2 separate regions of the Homo sapiens genome follow, and region 2 is linked to region 1. Evidence: chromatin loops called from intact Hi-C (ENCODE). Cell type or tissue: mammary epithelial cell. All regions are shown on one strand. Each heading gives the region's core, and the rest is flanking DNA. Links, peaks and the distances in the headings are about the cores only. Region 1 overlaps LINC01512 (long intergenic non-protein coding RNA 1512). Region 2 overlaps SCIRT (stem cell inhibitory RNA transcript).

Region 1 (2,906 bases), core at 120-2,619:
AACAAATAAATAAATACACAATAATAAGAAGAAGCATGCATGATGTCCAAACAGTGGGTGCCACAACCCATCAAGAAGACCCCAACTCGTGCCCTGAAGACTGAGCCTGGACCTGTTAACACAGCACACGGTGTTAACCACAATCCCGGGACATGGCAGAGTTTGTGTATGGGGCGTCCGGTGGGCAGAGAAACAAGACTCCTGGGTCCTGGTGTAGGCAAGTCACATCCCCTCCCTGGGCCTTGGTTTCCCCACTTGGGCTTGCACTCCATTCCAGTTGAGCTTCTTACGCTTCTGCTTACAGCCACCCCCACTGACCCCCTGCCCCGCCGAGACTGTGAGCTCCTTCAGTAAAAGCTATCTTTTCTGGCTCGGCTTCTAGTAGGCACTCAGTAAATGGTGAATTAACGAGCAGCTAAAACTAAATGCTCTCCAGGCACCCACTCTGTGCCAGGCTTGTTACCAGGTGCTTCCTATATGTTACCAGGAATCCTCCCACCAACACTGCTGGGAGGACTTCTGAATCCCCATGTTACAGCTGAGGCAACTGAGGTTCAGAGAGCTTAGCAATGATGTGCCTTAGGATGGGGCTGGGATGAGCAGTCTATATGTGGGCTCTAAGCCAGAAGCTGAGTATAAGCTGAAGTCCTCCTTCCCGGGCTTCTCATGCTCTGGCAACAGCAGGCAGGTGACCACGGGGTGGGAGCCGGCCAGGGCGACCACAGGCTGGGCGACAGAAGGAACACCGTCTGAAGACACCACTGAAGAGCATCTTCAAACACTGCGGCTGCACTGCGGGCTCTGGGAAACCACAGCCGCCCACATCTCAGCAGTCTGGGCCAGCCCAGGGCAGGAGGCCGAGCTGGCAGAGGCAGGGCTGCGGAGGGGCATGCAGGCGGCAGGAAGTGGGGTGGGGGCAGGGCTGTGCCAATCACCCACAGAAAGCCTCAGCCAGTGGCAGAACCAGCTACATAATTTGTGGGGCCCTTGTTCAAAAACTGTTAAGAATTTCAAGACGGCAACAGCAGAGTGTTAAGCCAAGCACAGGGTCTTTCTAAGTGTGGGCCGTTCAGGTTTCGTGTCCATGAAGCCATTCTTGGCCAGGGTCATTTACCCAGCTCCCAGTTTAAGGGTTTGTGGCATGGCATTTGGGTAGTAGAAGGCGCCATACAAAAGGTCTGGCCCCCTCCCCGCCTGGGCAAGGCCCATGTAACCCATTGTGTGGAGCATGGCAGGGCTGGCAGAGGGGCTGCGCAGCAAGAAGGCTTGGGCTGTTCCCCTCTGTGTGGGAGTGTGGACAAGCCAGGCCTGGACACTGCTATGTTGGCAGGTGCTGGGTATACAGGGAGTGCTTAATAAATACACAATGATCCAAAGGGATGGCAGGCATTTGGGGTTTGGCCTGCCCGGTGACTCACACCCACCCGGCTGCCCAGGGACACTACGTGGTTGCTTCCATGGTGAGTATGTCGGGGAAGGGACCGGAGCCCTCCCAAAGGCATCCAGAGTCCCTGGCTGGGCCACTCCCAGACCTCAAACCTGCAAGAGAGCCCACGTCTGCAGGTACCCAGAACTAGGCAGGGAGCTGGGCCTCCAGAGGCGGGTACACCATCAGCAGAGAGGAGCTTGGAGCCTGCTGGGAGCCTGCATCCCCAGGCCAACTTTTGGCAGTGGGGATGACTGTACTCACTGACTCATGGCCCTCTCTGCCCCACACATGGCACTCTTAAGGGGCTGGGCCGAGCCTCAATTTAAGTCTTTCACTACAGTACCCAGCATAAGGCCCTGCATACAGTGGGCACTCGGGAAATACTGGTTGAGTGAATACATGTAATCATGAGAGAGCACCCACTCTGCTTTGCTTGTCCTAGGACTGACCCCGAGTTTGGGGGTCAAGGAAAGGAAGTGCAGTATGCTCCTGGTAAGCAAGGTAGCAAGACATGCTCCATCCACACAAGGGTTTGGGTGTGTGCAGTGTGGGACGTTTGTGTGTCTGAGTGTGGGAAGGTGCCTGGGGAATGTACATGTATAGGGTGACCTCATGGATAGGCGTACATGCGTATGTATCCACGTGCTCATGTATGTGTGCAGGCGCTTAGATAGATAGGACGTGCACGCATGTGGGTGGGGCAGGTACAGGAGATGTACACACACATGCATATTTGTGTGAGAGGTGCCCATTCCCACCAGGTATGTGCCATGTGCCTGCATGCACAGGGGCACATGTATGTGGGAGTGTGCCACAGATGCCCGGACATCCTCTGCTTCCTGGACTCCATCTCCCAGCTGGTTGCCCTGCCCCCTCCATGGGCCAGCCCTGCGCAGGCAGCGCTCGTGGCCTGGCCAGGGAGAGAGGAGAGTCGTGATGCTGGGAGTGCAGGCTGCCTTGTGAAGTCTGGACCTGCGCCTCACTCATAGTGTGTCCTTAGATGACTTATGCAGACTCACCACGCCTCAGTTTTGTTGTCTGTAAAAGGGGCTCATGACAGCACTCCTTTTATAAGGTATACAAAACAGTGCCTGGTACCTAGTAAGGACTCCAAAAGGTTGTTTGTTATTTTCTCTTGGCTGGGGGCTGCTGCTGCAACAGACACCAGGACGAGTACTGGAAGCAGTGCTGGAGCCTATGTCCATCCATCACCATAAACATGATGGACAAGTTCCAAACACCGGCTGCCCTAGCCAGGGAGGCAAGAAGGGGTGGGGAGGGGACACTGTGGCCCCAGTAGTTCCCCTCAGACTCCTCAGAGGGCACTGAGGAGCCTGCTGAGGAATCCCCAGATTTGGAACATACCTGTGGTGGGGCATGGCAAGGTGGGGGTATAAAGTCTCTCATGCCAGGCAGCTCTTTAAAAACAGTCCTCTTGGGACAGCGAAGCTGGGCCCCAGAGGCCACCCACTCACTG
Region 2 (2,906 bases), core at 118-2,617, 88 kb before region 1:
AAGTGGTGTTTCTCCAAGGAGAATAGGGGTGCAATGCTTCACTATGCAAACTGCCTTGTCCATTGTGGGATCTAGCATGCCCGGCCTGGGGCACCCAATGCCAGAACATCTCTAATCACTATTACAATGAAAAAGACTCCAAAACATTTTCAAACACTCTAGAGACCATCTCCACTAGACTGGGTGATTCCTTAGGATCTTCCAGGTGAGATACTCTTGGAATCCTCTGGTTGGCGTGTAGGGACCACTGGTGGCCCAGAAACATGCAGAGGGCTGGACAGCGGGCCAATGGTGGGGAATAAGCTGGAACCAAGCTGGAGATGATGCCCAGGCCATATCCTGGCTCCTGAGGGCAGAACTAGTGTTCAGATTCCCAGCCTTCAAAGGGGCATGAACTCTCAAATGGCTCAGGCCTTCTTTTTTTTGAGATGGAGTCTCGCTGTGTCGCCCAGGCTGGAGTACAGTGGCGTGATCTCGGCTCACTGCAACCTCCACCTCCTGGGTTCAAGCAATTCTCCCGCCTCAGCCACCCGAGTAGCTGGGACTACAGGCGCCACCAATACACCTGGCTAATTTTTGTATTTTTTTGGTAGAGACGGGGTTTCGCCATGTTGGCCAGGCTGGTCTTGAACTCCTGACCTCAGGTGATCCACCCGCCTTGGCCTCCAAAATGCTGGGATTACAGGAGTGAGCCACCGCTCCCAGCCCTTTAGGCCTTCTCGTCTGGGGAGCTCCAGTCTGTCCTGAAGAACAGAATGCAGCGAGTAGGTGATGCCCCTGGGGAGGAATGGCTCACTCGTAGCAGGACTCTACAGGTGGGGCTGGCTGGGGCTAAGAGGGGGTCATGGGCTATTAGTGGAGCTGGAATAGCAAGCAAGAAGAGTCAGTTGTCCTATGCAGGCAATCATAGGAAGTTGGGTGGGGTGGGTAGGGGGACAGTTGTGACTTGGGCAGATGGAGAGGGCTCAAGACTGACCACTAGGCATGCCAGCAGTGGTTATGGACAGCAGAACGGTTGTGTTGCCCTCCTGCAGGGGAGAATGCAAACACACCTGGTTGTCCAGACTGGGTGGTGGAGAAGTAAGGGCAGAGAAAGTTCTCGTGTAAATGAGCATGATGAAGGGCAGCAAAGAGTGATGAGGCAACTGCAGAGCCGCCTCTCCTCAGAGGTGGTTTGTGGTGGGGCTCTGGGGGAAACCAGAGTGTTGCCCAATGTTAAGAGCTCAGAGTGAGTTTTCAGGAAGTTCTGGGAATCGTTGCAGTTGTTGATTCACTGAGTCATCCATTCAACAAGGATCTCCAGGGTTGGAATGAGAACACCCCAATCTTGTACATGTTCTGGGACCATAACTCATCTGGTGTGAGGTATCAGAGATTTGGTGACTGGGAAAAGAGGAACTTGGAAGGGGAAGAATTTGTCAGTGTTTATCCAACTGGGCCCAGTGGGGAGGCAGCTCTGAATCGAGAGAACTGGCCTCAAGCAGATGATGGGGGTCGTGACAAAGAAAGAGGGAGGAGGAAGGCTAGAAAGGATTATTTCAGGTACTGTCCCACCTGATCTAATGCCTGCAACCACCCAGTGAGCCCAAGGCTATGATTTCCCCTATTTTTCAGATTAACAAACAGAGGCCCAGTTCTTGAGTTCAGAAGGGCACTTCTTCAGGCTCACCGAGCTTGAATAGCCCTGAGAATCTCCAAACTGCCTTTGCCTCGATGTCTGCAATCTGTGGGTCTCAGATGGTGACTGCCAAAGTGGAAGGCAGTTTCTGTGTCTACTGTGGATCTTTCTGACAGCAACACCTGTCCCCACAGTAGCACCACCAGTTTTCCAGAAGTCTGGTTATATGGCTGGTGTCCCAGAATCTGCTCACCCATGGACAAACACATAAAACTGAATTTTTAAACTTTCCACACCAGAGACCAAGTCTTGGTGACTACACAATGTCAGCTAATGTGTTTTGAGTGTGTGCTATGTGCTTGGCACTGCTTTTAGCAGTTCAGATATATGAACTCATTCATTCCTCACACCAACCTGGGAGGGACATGCCTCTGTTATCCTCATTTTACAGGTGGAGAAACAGAAGCCTGGAGATGCTGAGTAACTTGCCCATAGTCTCACAGCTGACAAGTGGCCAAGAAGGATTCAAACACATGTGTGCTGGCTCCAGTGGCTCCAGAAGTCTGGTGAGGGGCTACCTGAAGCACATTGCCCCCTAGAGTTAAGGACAGCTGGATCTGGGCTCCGGAAGCCTGCAGTTCATTTCTGGCTGCACAACCAATTAGCTGTGTGACCTGAAGCGCATCTCTCACTCCCTCTCTGAATCCCCATTTTCTCCCTGGTTGAATGAAAGGATTCAACTGGATGGTCCCTAGCTTGGTTGGTTGCAGCTCTGACATTTCAAGAGGCTTCATCAGGCTAAAATAAGCACAAGAGCCACGCTGCGGTTGGGAAAGGGCAGCCTGGGACGTGCGTGCGTGGAAGCTGGGAGGCTCTCCATGGTGAGGAGGTGTAGAGGGCTAATTGCTAGTGCATGAGCTCAGCTGGAGGCCACTTTCTCCACTCTGTGCCCACAGCTGGCTGTGAGTCACTGACAGGTCACCAGCCACAGTGGGGCTGCTGGAGACAGGGCAGACCCTGAACATGGAGAGAAGACAAGTCTGACCCGGTGCTGGCCTTAGGGGGCCCAGGGGACTTGCATGCTCTTCCTAGTCCCTGCCTAGTGCTACTGCACCCTACTAGGAAGGCACCCCATCTCCATCTCCCTGAGCACAGCACCCCTTTTCATGGCAGCTCTGCCAGCCCTGGCACTCTGCCACTCAGCTCACATACACTGAGTAGCCATGCTGTGCCAGCACTGAGAGACCGAGGCAGGTAAGAGATGATCCCTGCTCTTAGGAAGCTTGCA

The links. Peaks named below come from ENCODE experiments on the same cell type or tissue, not always from the same donor. Only the 100,000 strongest peaks of a DNase experiment are listed, where the experiment ranks them.
Region 2: a loop joins it to region 1, with 2.1 times the contacts of the local background. A loop is called at or near these places in 5 of 110 quality-filtered maps.

The regions. Positions count from the first base shown.
Region 1 is chr6:43,922,323-43,925,228 of GRCh38, reverse strand. The region is part of intron 1 of LINC01512 (long intergenic non-protein coding RNA 1512); the gene reads right to left. Among named protein-coding and RNA genes, the nearest start is that of LINC01512, 33 kb to the right of the region's middle. RefSeq lists an enhancer at 700-759. In mammary epithelial cell, for the core only: no CTCF peak of the experiment used is centred there; DNase peaks (open chromatin) are centred at 738 and 1,548; H3K27ac peaks cover 1,091 bases.
Region 2 is chr6:44,010,620-44,013,525 of GRCh38, reverse strand. The region is part of intron 1 of SCIRT (stem cell inhibitory RNA transcript); the gene reads left to right. Among named protein-coding and RNA genes, the nearest start is that of LINC03040, 11 kb to the right of the region's middle. RefSeq lists a silencer at 2,806-2,906 and an enhancer at 2,095-2,906. In mammary epithelial cell, for the core only: no CTCF peak of the experiment used is centred there; DNase peaks (open chromatin) are centred at 1,245 and 2,545; H3K27ac peaks cover 1,673 bases.